Regions from separate parts of the Homo sapiens genome. Here all the other regions are linked to region 2. A link is a contact called in ENCODE Hi-C or POLR2A ChIA-PET data. All regions are on one chromosome and are shown on one strand. Each heading gives the region's core, a stretch centred on a gene start or an enhancer-like site at or near the end of the contact. The rest is flanking DNA. Distances are from core to core; before and after follow the strand shown.

Region 1 (2,780 bases), core at 252-2,751, 1.3 Mb before region 2:
GGTGCTCTGAAAGAAGTAACAGAAATGGGTGCCATGCATTCCAGTTACAGTTGAAGAGCCTCTGTCTCTATGACCTGAGGTCCCTCCCACCTCCTCTTTCTGCCCTGAGGGCCTGAAAAATGCCTCTCTTCACTTGCTCCCAGTGGCTGCAGTAAAATAGATTATAAGGGAAAACCGCCTATTCCCCGAAGCAGTAGCTCTCCAGAACTCATCTGGAGGTCCAGGTCACTAGGGGAGAAGAAGCCAGGCTGAATCCACGCCTGGCTCCACGGAGGAGCCACAAGGATGGCCATCCTCCCCCAGCCCCTAGGACGCTGAGACAGGCTCACCGGAGGTTATCGGTGTCTCCATTGGACAATCAAGGAACTGAGGTTCTTTCCCTCCAAAACCACACACCTCCTCACGGCTTCACCGGGAGGTGGATCAAATGACCTGCTCTATGAAAGCACTTTGCAAAAGGGATGAAAGTACAATAACAAGCAAAAATAGCCTCCAAGATGTGATATAAAGCGATGCCAATGCGCAGCTATGTGGTTACTGGTGAGCAGACCTCCGGGAAGCACAGGACACACCCCACTTACCCAACAGACGTTCTCATCCCATATGCCTTTGTCCAAAGGTTGCACGGGGGTTAAGCTTGGCCCAGAAGGCGCCGAGGGCTGGTCGAGTTCTCCCCTTTCCAAGAACCAGCCGAATCTCCCTCCCGCAGATCTGAGGGGCAGAGCCGCCCATCCGGCGGCGCCGGGCCACTTCTGGGCGCGCCACCCGCCGCCCGCCCAGGCTCGGGGAGACAGCGCCCTGAGTCCCGGCTGGGAGAAGGCTGCTCACCTGGTCCTCACGGATTCCAGCCGAGGGGCGTGACCGCTTCTCCCCACACCCTTTGCCCTGAGCGGGACGTGGAGTCTCTTGGCCCCAGGGGGCGCGGCCCGCATCGGCAGAGTCCCGGGCACGCACCTACGCCCTCCCATCCAGCGGACTGTTTAGGGGCTTCGGGCGGCGCCGGAGAAACGGGGCGGGCTGCACCCAGCAGAATGGGGTGGGCCTCTCAGAAGCCCCAGGCCGCAGGGGAGGGGCGCGCCCCCAACATCTTCCCACAAAGAGCTCCAGCTCTCCAAAGCAAGGCGCAGTGCGGGCGGAGGACAGCCCTGACCTCCGAGAGGGGCGCGGGGAGAAAGGGAGCGCCGTGGGGGCGGGGACCCTTCCCGGCCCGCGCCCTGAGCCCTCAGCCTCGCACAATGAGTTTAGCCTGGCTCCATCCGGACCGCCCTCTCCGCCCGGGCCCGCGCCCGCGCCCCACGCCGGGTGCTCACCGAGGAGCGGCCGCCGCGGCAGCTCAGGCCCCGGCCCAGCCGCCTCCCCGCCTCGGCCACCGCCGCCGCCGCTTCCTTCCTCCCCGCCGCGCTCCGGGACTGGAGGTTTCGGGTTTCAGCCCACCGAGCCCCGCTTCGCTCCTCCCGCGGGCCAGCCACCAGCACGCGGACCCGGGCGGGCGCAGGCCAAGTAACTTTGCGGCGCCCGCGCCCCGCCCCGCCCCCCCCACGCCCGGCCGGGCCCCTCCGGCCCCCGGAGCCCCGAGCCGCCTCCCCGCGCCCCGCACTGCCCCGCCCCGCCCAGCTCCCGGCGCCCCTCCCCACCCGCGCCCCTTCCTTCGCGTCCGTCCGCCCGCCCTCCCGGCTGCTTCTTTCCCATTTCTTCCCACGAACAGCCTCGGCTGCTGCTCTTTGTCTCGCCCTTACCCTCTCGGCTCGCCCCACTTTTCTCCTGAAAACCTTTGTGGTGCCTAACTCAGGCCTTCCCTGTTCCCGTTCCTCCGCCCCAGTTCCAGCCGCTGGGACGTCGCCTTTTCCATGTCTCTCTCCATCACACAGACACTTTCAGATTCTTCCCGCAGGCTCCGCACAGTCCCATTCTCCTCCTCCAGTCCCGCCGTGGACGATCCTGGTATCGCCTTTGCTGCTCACCTTTCATTCATCCAGCCGACGGGCACGAGCATCCATCTGCCTTCTGCCAGGCTCTGTCCCGGGCTCTGTTAATACCACAGTGAATTCGTCCCGAAGCCAGCCCCGGGGAGTGGGGAGTGGACGTAAACAGGTCTTCACACTGCTGCCCTGCACTCCCTCGGAACCAAAAGGCCAGGGAGCAGTCATCACAAAACAAAGAGCGGGCGCTGTCAGCTCGGGGGACGGAACAGTTCCTTCTCAGAATGTTTGTTTTCCCTTCCTCACTCCCCACTTTGCCTGCCTGTCTCCAGACTCCTACGTTTTCTATGCAGCAGTCTTAATAAGGGGATGAAAAGTTGAAGCACAGAGTAGAACTGCTAAAAAGGGAAAGAAGGAAGGACAAACAGGGCAGCAAAATAATCAGGTAAGAAGTTACAAAGCCCAGTTCACTAAACTCCAGAAAAAAAAAAACAAACCCTGATGCTGTGCTTAGAGCAGGATTCACATTCCTCTGAAATCCATCTGCTTTGATAAATACATTAATTATTCCCTTGTCTACAGATTGACACTGTGGGAGATGCTTCCTTAATATTATTGGGCCACTGAGGCACAATTTAGAACAGTAATTTACTGTCTGGCACCTGCCAAACACCCACATTGCTCTGGGGACAAATGGGATAATGGGGAGAAAAAAGTAAATGGGTGCCTTAATATTCCTATGGGATAAATGCTTTATTTGGTCAAAAACTGGAAGCTGACGCTCCACTTAAGAGTCTAGGTCACGCGGCAAGCCAGACACTTGAAGGAGCTTAAAGCTTTCTGTTCTTAATAGTATTTTAG
Region 2 (2,700 bases), core at 141-2,640:
GTATTCAAGGAAGAGGGTGTTGAATCGGCTTTATTTCGGTTTTGTGGAAGTACTTTGGGTTTAATTTCTTTCTCAGTTTATATATTGTCTTTCTTCTGCAAAAATCAAGTGCTGGTTTTGACCATGCACTTAAATAGGTCAGCACATTTCTAAAGTACACTATGCGCTTCTGAAGTACTTTATTTGTAAGCCCTCATCTAGGGAAAAAATCAATCAGCAAGAAACTCTTGATGATGGACTACGTGCTCTCAATTACCCTGAACATCACAGAAGGCCTTCAAAGACATCACCTTGTATCTGAGAAGCAAAACTAACATCTGTGAAGCAACAATTCGCAATACAAGAAACACTATAATTAAAAGTCAATTATGTTTCACCATCTGCCTTTATCCCTGGAGGTTGGTCTTAAGGTAGAGAGGGGCAGGATATCCTTGGACACAACCTCACCCAATTAAAAATCAAGACAAATTAAGATGTTCTGTACTTCTGTCCTGTCCTTACTTGATTAAGCCCACCCATTCTGCCAAATGCAAACAAAGTAAGGTATGGACAGGAAGCAGGTGAAGGAGGTAGAGGGAAGATCCTTTCAGAAAAGCAGTGGTTGCCTACTTTCAGTCAATGAATATTTACTAAGCCGTGTCCAAAGTACACTTTGCTGTTTTCACTTCTTTGTCAAAATATTGCCCCCTCGCCCCCAGCAGGAACTGCTGGACCAGTCTGGGCAGTCACGCTAAGCCACATTACAACACGATCAGCATACTGCCTGACGCACAAGGCACGGGGCCTCTGGACGCGTGTTCTGAGCCCTTCGCAGGAGACTCGTCCTACAGAGCCGAAGAAAACAGAAAATCATGAACACAAAGAAGAGCACGAAGCCGACCTCCAACTGGCAAAATCAGAAATCTCTGCCGAGAATGGCTCGAGCGCTTTTCTCGGTCCTCTCTTCCTCCGCTGCCCACCCGCAGGCCGGTCGCCCGCCCTTCCCGCGCCCCGCGTCCGCCGCGCGTACCTCCCTCTCGGTCAGGTTCTTGTCCGGCCCCAGCAGGTACGGGGTCAGGAAGGGCTCGGACGGCCTGAGGCTGGCGAAGAAGCCGTAGGCGCAGAGCAGCGCGGTCGGCAAGAACCAGCATTCGCGACGGACCCGAGCGGTCCGCAGGAGCACAGTGGCCGCCGCCGCCGCCGCCCGCCGAGACACCGGGCCGGGCACATCCATCCGGGGCGCGAGGGGAGGGGACCCGGCCCGGCCCCTTCCTTCTCCTCCTCCGCCAACTGGAGTGAGGGTCAGGCACTTGTAACCGCGAGTGACGCCTTCTCCCTGTAAGGCCAGGACGTTCTGGACTCGCCGCCGCCTCCGGCTACAGAACCCCCAGCTTTACCCTACAGACGCCTCTAGGGTCGCTGCCTGATCGCCCAGTTTAAGGGAGACCCGTCCTAAGGCCCACCCTCTGCCACCGCCTCCACTCCGGGAACCAATCACAGCGGACGCCGGGAATACTTGCCTGCTCTTCCATTGGTCGTGGGTCACACGACGTGAACTGGGGCGGTGGCAGCACGCCAGGCCTCTGACGTCCCAGGGCTCAAGCGCGGAGGACATGTGGAACTCCACTCCAAAAGCGGCGGCTTGCGGCGGAGCTCTCTCTAGTGAGGCGGCCAGCTGGCGTTCGTGGCACACTTGCTGTCGGCTCCGCTCATCTGTTGGGAATGCGTCCTGTGGGCCTAGTCCTCCGCTGGAAGAAACGCGCTGTTCTCCCCAACCACCGTTTATCATTCTTATTCACCGTCTCCGGAATGTCCATTCAGTTTCCGCTCCTGAGAGACTTAGTGACTGAGGCCAGGCAAAGATTTCACCTTGGGGAGGGGGAACGTTAAACCTTTCCTCCAGCAGCTTTCGTGTTTTAAATTGTATTCATCCGCCATGGAAAGACATCAGAAGCCCAGGATCTAAGAGACAGACTGAAATGAAGAAAGTAGATAATATTGTGAGAATAATGAACAAGCTGGTCACTGAACAGCAGAACCGTAATGGAGTCCCAGTTAAAGGGTTTTAACTTTATTTCGTCACTTTTTGCAAGCATGATACAAAGAAAACAAACACCTAACTACGCTACGGTTTATAGTTAAAAGGAAGGTGGAAGATCCTGAGTCATTACAGCAATCACAAAACATGATGGATTTCTTCATTTAAAAACACAAAAGAGGTCTTGGCATAGTTTTCAAGGGCAAAGCATGACAAGACTCTCCAGTGCTTTCTTTCATCCCCCTCTGTGTGCCTTTTTCTGCCTGACTCACAGCCTGGCTCAATCCTAATCTTTCTACTGCAAAGATGCAGCATTTAAAGCAATTTTTCCTGTGCAGTATTTGTAGAATGACAGATCCTGCCAGAAGCTCTTGGAAACATTTTGGAACTATCTTGCTTTTCTGTATGTTATGATCCATCTAGCACCGTTTTCCTCCTGTGGTAGCAAATGACACTTTTTTCAAGCATCAGCAGCAGAAATGAGTCTACCAGATGGAATAAGATACTGGTAAAGGGAAAGATTTGTTTCTAAGACTGCACAAATGAATGCACCCAAATCTGTGAGTTGATTAATCTGTGAAGAAATACAACTGGCAGTATTTACATATCTCAATGAGTCTCAAAGTGTGGTCGAGGAAGCCCTGGGGGTCCTTGGGACCCTTTCAGAGGTTCCACGAGCTCAA
Region 3 (2,700 bases), core at 28-2,527, 1.1 Mb before region 2:
CAAAAAAGTGTGTAATTTATGAACTAGTGGAGGGGAAGAAGTAAATGATTAAAATATAATCAAATACAGCAAGAAAGAAGAGAAAAAATGTAGAATAGGCATGTAGTAAATAACCGACTTAAGTGCTAACATGTCAAATTATGTTACATGTAAGTGGAGTTAAATACCCTAACCAAAGTTATCTGACTGTATTAGAAAGAAAGCATATACTCTTTACAAGAGAACAGCTTAAAGACTGCAAGTAAAATGTTAGAAAAAGATATACCATACAAACTGAAACCAAAACCAAAAGTCAAAGTACCTATTTTAAAATCAGATAAAATAGACTTTAAGAGAAAAAAAGCATTATTAGAAATAAACAATCTCTAGATAATGACAAAGGACAATTCCTCAGGTTATAAGTCACTTCTAAATTTCTGTACTCCAAGTAACATAATCCCAAAATACATAAAGTAAAAATTATCAAAACTTCAGGAATAAGTAGAGAAACTGACAACCATAGTGGATGATTTTACTACACTTCTGTCAGTAATGAATAGAGCAATCAGACAAAAATCAGTAAGAATTTAAAAGAGTTGAACAACACATTGAACAAACCTGAGAATATTTGGGGAACTGTTCTAGGTACTGGGGAAAGAGCAGTAGATAAAACAACAATCTTGGCTCTCATAGGGAAAGCTATGAAGAAACATCAAGCTTAGAAGGTAATACAGTGTACTAGGGGTTGAAGGGTGGTTTGCAAATTTTAGTGGGGTGGTCAAGGAACACCTGACTGAGAAGTTGACATTTGGGCAAAAATGTCAAGGTGGTGGGAGGAAAAGCATTCCAGGAAGAGCGAATAGCAAGGATACTCCTAATACCACATCCCAGCTCTCTCCCATTCCCGAGGGATGACCTCAAATATGAGGAAAGAAAGGGATTGCGTGAGAAAGGGAGTGGCAAAGTGGAGGGAACTTGACCTTGGAAAAGAAATCTAGAGGCAGAAATAAAATTTTGAACTTTGTCTCAAAAAAATTCTAGCTCTGGTCTTGGCTCAGAGGAAGAATAAAGTTGTAATGATGAATTTTTATTTTACAGGAATTTATCCATTTTTTATTCTATAGTCATTTATGCATTAAATAAAATTTCAAACCAAACACAGAGATCTCTAATCTCACCACCTTTGCAGGATTATTTTCATTAATTAGTTTGCCTTCTTGTCTTATCTATATGGATGCCTCTTTTTTTCAACTCATAAAACACCTTTATTGAGACCAGATATGAGTCACAGAGTTAGGTGACTCATCGCCCACAATTTCTTTGAGCCAGAATCTGAAGGTGAAAGGGTGATGATTTCCACGGATACCCTGTGAAGAATGGTTCTGGGGCATTCAACTGCACGAGTTGCTTGGTAGCTCCTGAGGGCATGATGGGTAATAGAGGATTAGAGCAGTTGAGTCAGAAGTCAGGGTCCTCAAAATAGGAAGGGCTGGGGCAAAAGCAGCACAAATAAGCCTAGTTTCTATTCTGTACACATGGGCAAAAAGGCAGCAAACAGCAGCATAAAAGGGAAGGAGGCCCAAATTAAAAAAAAAACTCACAAAACATAACACTTTATCAATAAGAAATCAATTTTCATCAGTCCACCCTGAGAGAAGCCATGGAAAAATTTAACCTCCTCAGCAGAAACTTATTCCTAAATTTCTAATGAATGTATACTCTTCACTGCAGATGTGGGTTGGTTCTGAATTTAGAATTATTTTGGAAAGTGATGGAGTCCCAAAACAGGAGGCTTGGGTGGATGGGCACTTTCTTGTCTTCAGAGTTGTGCTTTGCTGCTTTCCCCAGAAATTCCAGACCCCTCGGAAATCAAGTGGATGGGTTTCCTCTGCACTGCTGCTGTTGACTTGTTAGCCCATACAGTATGGCTTTAGCTGCTGCTTCTCTCTGGCTGGCTTTTACCCCAGCTTTCTAGGGCCCTATTGTATTTTTCTTTTTTAAGCTCTTAGCCAGAGTGGTGTTGAGTTTCATTCTTAGACTCCTTAATGCCAGGAACTGTAGACTCCATGTTTTGCACTTTCTTATCTGTCACATACTGGGGCCAATCATTGGGTCTTGTTGGTAGGAAATCCCACTGTCAGGTTGCTGGGAGCATTGCAAAGCAGACTGAAGGAATTCCCTGATGGGTAGGTGAGGAAGCCGTGAAGGCACCTCCCGACCCAGGCCATGCAATGTGAGGCTGAGGTGCCAGGTACTTCAATGGCGGGATCCTGGTGACCTGGTGCTGTCCAGGGCACTTCCTGTGCTCAGCTGTTAGTCTGGGCCCTCTAACAAGCCAGTGCCAAGATGGGATTAGGTGTGTGAGATTTTATTAAAGGACCATGAGAGGAAATGGGGAAGAGGCTGGGAACACTGGGAGAGCTATAAGACTGAAATGCAAATCTGACCCCAACGGAAGGAGGGAGGAAGGGGAAGGTAGGTGGAAGCATTTTAGACTTCTGTGTAGCCTAGGGAATGTTCAAGAAGGCCTTTGACAGTCCTGGAGCCTCAGAGTGCCATGTCTCACAGGAGCGGGTCAGCTGTAGCATCCTTGCTGCTCTCATCTATGACCAGAGCTTCTGGGGAAGCAGGGCCTCCATACAAACACCACAATGGGTTTCAGAGAGCAATGCATTTCACAGAGCAGGAGCTGGCACTACTGTCCATTATGCTCCAGGGTTG
Region 4 (2,700 bases), core at 59-2,558, 1.8 Mb before region 2:
AAGCCCAGGTGTTCTACATCCATGGTTCAATTAATGCATTGGTATCTTTTCCAACCTATGGCATTTGAGATACAACTTCAAAAGGATCTGCTGACAGAAATAGGGCAAAGTGGTTCTGGTATTTTTTTTTTTTAAGTTTTTTTCTCACTAATGTTCTTATGATTTCGCTGTACTGCAATGTTAGCTGAAACAGCACAGATATCAGGAATGGCATTGTTAAGACTGACCTTAGACAAAAACCCTGAAGTGAGAGGTTACATTTTGGGTTCTCACCATACTCTTCCCCCGCTCTTGTCCTAATTGTCTAAAGCTTGCTTCCCTTCCTCATCGTATCAGCCTCCCACCTGAATCTTCCCTTTTCCTCCTTCACACTCATCTTTCTTGTGCCCCTGTCCCCCATTTTTCCCTTTTGTAAGCCATTTTCATAAGGATCCTTCCAAATATTTCCCCTATTGATTGGACAACCCGTAGGTGGCAGACTGTTCTGGGCCAAGGCAACCAAGTTGAGCAGGGCCAGCAATCAGTGTCGGGAACTTCTGCAGGGCACTTCAGAATCAGTGTTGGGAACTTCTGCTTTCTATTTTTCACGGACACAGACAGGAACACAGATATGCGAAAGCAAAACAATCAAAAAGCATTTTCATTTGTTTTTCAGGTAGTAGGAAAGAGTTCCAGATTCCCATCCTTCTGAAGCCAGGAGGGAGGTTCCTAAGAGGAGGTTAGGGCAAGATGGAGACTTCTTTTTAAACTAGTAGATTTCGCAAATTGCAACACATACATTATCTAGTCCACGCAAAGGACAGGCCTTGGGGACACGGCACGGGGAACGTGTTCCACCTGGACGACTGAATCAGAAGTCTCTCCCCCATCAATTGAACGCCTCATTATTTTTCTTTCTGTCTTTTCTTTCTTTTTAAGGTAAATGAATTGCTTCTTTTTCGTTAGGTGAGGCCGGCAGAGAACAAGAAGAGCTGAAACGGAGGCGAGGTTAGTACCCAGCAAAGACCTGTGGCGAGGAGAGACAATGAAGAGGACCACGGGACTGGACCCTGAGAAAGGCAGAGGAGACGCTGGCTGGTGGGGCCCGCAGGCGGACAGCCACGCAGGCAGGCGGAAGGCTCGGCTCGGCCTGGGACCGCTGCAGACCCGGCCTCCGCGCGGGGCCGAGGCGCCTGGGTGGGACCGAGGAGGCGGGGCCTTCCCGGCGGACGGATGATGGACAGCCTGACTCTCCAATCGCGTCCTTAAAAGGGTGCGGGCAGGCCAATGAGCGGACAGCGAGGGCCGGAGTGGGGCTGAGGCTTCGGTGCAGAGCTGGAGAGCCGCGGCTGGGACCGGAGTGGGGAGCGCGGCGTGGAGGTGCCACCCGGCGCGGGTGGCGGAGAGATCAGAAGCCTCTTCCCCAAGCCGAGCCAACCTCAGCGGGGACCCGGGCTCAGGGACGCGGCGGCGGCGGCGGCGACTGCAGTGGCTGGACGATGGCAGCGTCCGCCGGAGCCGGGGCGGTGATTGCAGCCCCAGACAGCCGGCGCTGGCTGTGGTCGGTGCTGGCGGCGGCGCTTGGGCTCTGTAAGTGATGCCAGGACCAGGGCTGGGGCCGGGGAGTGGGGCCCCCGGGCCCGACACACGCCCATCGCGGCGGTCGCAGGCCAGGCGCGCGCACTGAGAGCCGAGGTGGGGAGGGGGCGCGGCCTGCGCTCTCTGGGGCCGAGGGGACCCAGCCCATGGGGAACGCGGGCCTCCGCGACTGGCCGGGAAGGCGCAGAGCCTCTTTCTTCTCTTTCCTGGATCCTGGAGTGCGGAGGAGGAGGGGAGAGTGCTTTACCTTGCTCCTTCCCGGGGGGCGGTCCAGGGGAGCGGACCCGGCGGGCGGCTGCGGTGAGCCCTCGCGGCGCACCCTGCCCTCTCCTCGTGGTGACTCTGGATCGTCTAGGCCCTCCCGGATTCTGACTCAGGAACTAGGGTTCTGGCGTTCTTCACCTTTGGGAGGTGGCGGAAAGTTGCAGGTTTTTCATTTGTAGGGCCTTTGTTGATTTGTTTCCTGTTAAGCCAGGGTTTTGTTGTAAGTTCCCTTTCCCATGCTCTCATTCAGTTTTAAGTCTCCGTAATAAAAGAGTCTCATTTCCGTGGTCTGCAAAACGCCAATAAAAAAATATTGTTACTTCTAGGTTAGAATGCAAAGAGCTTGGAATACCAGTGAGATGGCCTGGCTTAAAAGAATTTGGTCAAATCCATCATAATTCCAGACGTAGCCACCATAATTTGACAAGACATAGAGCATTAAAAAGCATAATTTTCCTAAAGGAAAAAAAAAGCTCCTTTTTCTTACCAAATATTGTGACTCAAGCTTAAGGTAAACCTCGGGCTCAATTTATGGGAATTGGATGACTTGTTTTATGGACATCTGAAGTGGTATCTGCCACAGGACTTTTCTGTGTTGTTGTTCAAAGCAAAGTACTTGTTGCTGTCTCCGAATTTAGTTAAATAATAGTTATAAAGAGGGCCAGCTGCTAAGAAACCACGTAGATTTTTTTCATTCCCTTTGTTTTCAAAATGTCAGTTATGATTTAGCATCACAGTATCTGAATACCAGAGTTTACTCAGTAATTTCTTTCTTCATGGAAAAGTTCTTAATATAATCCTTGGATCAGGGAAACTAGGTGAAGTTCTGTTGGATCACCAACTGTTCCACTTAAACAG

What was found. A loop is a pair of places that touch in the nucleus more often than their neighbours do. ChIA-PET counts read pairs that join two places held with the same protein, here RNA polymerase II (POLR2A). Pooled maps may share reads with other maps.
Region 1: a pooled map shows a loop between it and region 2 (5-fold over the local background). The contact joins the promoter of GPR161 here to the promoter of SLC19A2 in region 2. A Hi-C loop is called at or near these places in 6 of 50 pooled maps.
Region 3: a pooled map shows a loop between it and region 2 (3-fold over the local background). The contact joins the enhancer-like site here to the promoter of SLC19A2 in region 2. A Hi-C loop is called at or near these places in 3 of 50 pooled maps. POLR2A ChIA-PET finds 5 or more read pairs at or near these places in 2 of 52 experiments (Panc1 and activated T-cell).
Region 4: a map of gastrocnemius medialis shows a loop between it and region 2 (6-fold over the local background). The contact joins the promoter of MPZL1 here to the promoter of SLC19A2 in region 2. A Hi-C loop is called at or near these places in 3 of 168 maps with a recorded cell type or tissue (ascending aorta, gastrocnemius medialis and naive thymus-derived CD4-positive, alpha-beta T cell), 1 of 37 single-sample maps with no recorded cell type and 18 of 50 pooled maps.

The regions. Positions count from the first base shown.
Region 1 is chr1:168,135,429-168,138,208 of GRCh38, forward strand. It overlaps GPR161 (G protein-coupled receptor 161), which reads right to left and starts at 1,502. Exons shown (of 6, transcript NM_001375883.1): 1 at 1,311-1,502. RefSeq lists silencers at 1,145-1,374, 1,903-2,197.
Region 2 is chr1:169,484,554-169,487,253 of GRCh38, forward strand. It overlaps SLC19A2 (solute carrier family 19 member 2), which reads right to left and starts at 1,391. Exons shown (of 6, transcript NM_006996.3): 1 at 1,010-1,391. The coding sequence starts at 1,213. RefSeq lists enhancers at 796-855, 1,398-1,692, 1,496-1,745, 1,528-2,448, 1,756-1,825 and a silencer at 1,036-1,215.
Region 3 is chr1:168,407,759-168,410,458 of GRCh38, forward strand. All of the region lies in intron 6 of LOC125312414 (a long non-coding RNA gene), which reads right to left. The region is part of intron 3 of LOC100505918 (a long non-coding RNA gene); the gene reads right to left. Among named protein-coding and RNA genes, the nearest start is that of MIR557, 34 kb to the left of the region's middle. Within about 2 kb of position 1,278, at least 4 of the 41 ENCODE cell types and tissues checked have a DNase peak (open chromatin) inside an H3K27ac peak, as active enhancers do.
Region 4 is chr1:167,720,674-167,723,373 of GRCh38, forward strand. It overlaps MPZL1 (myelin protein zero like 1), which reads left to right and starts at 1,309. Exons shown (of 6, transcript NM_003953.6): 1 at 1,309-1,569. The coding sequence starts at 1,479. RefSeq lists silencers at 949-1,318, 1,709-1,778, 1,809-1,948 and an enhancer at 1,637-2,137.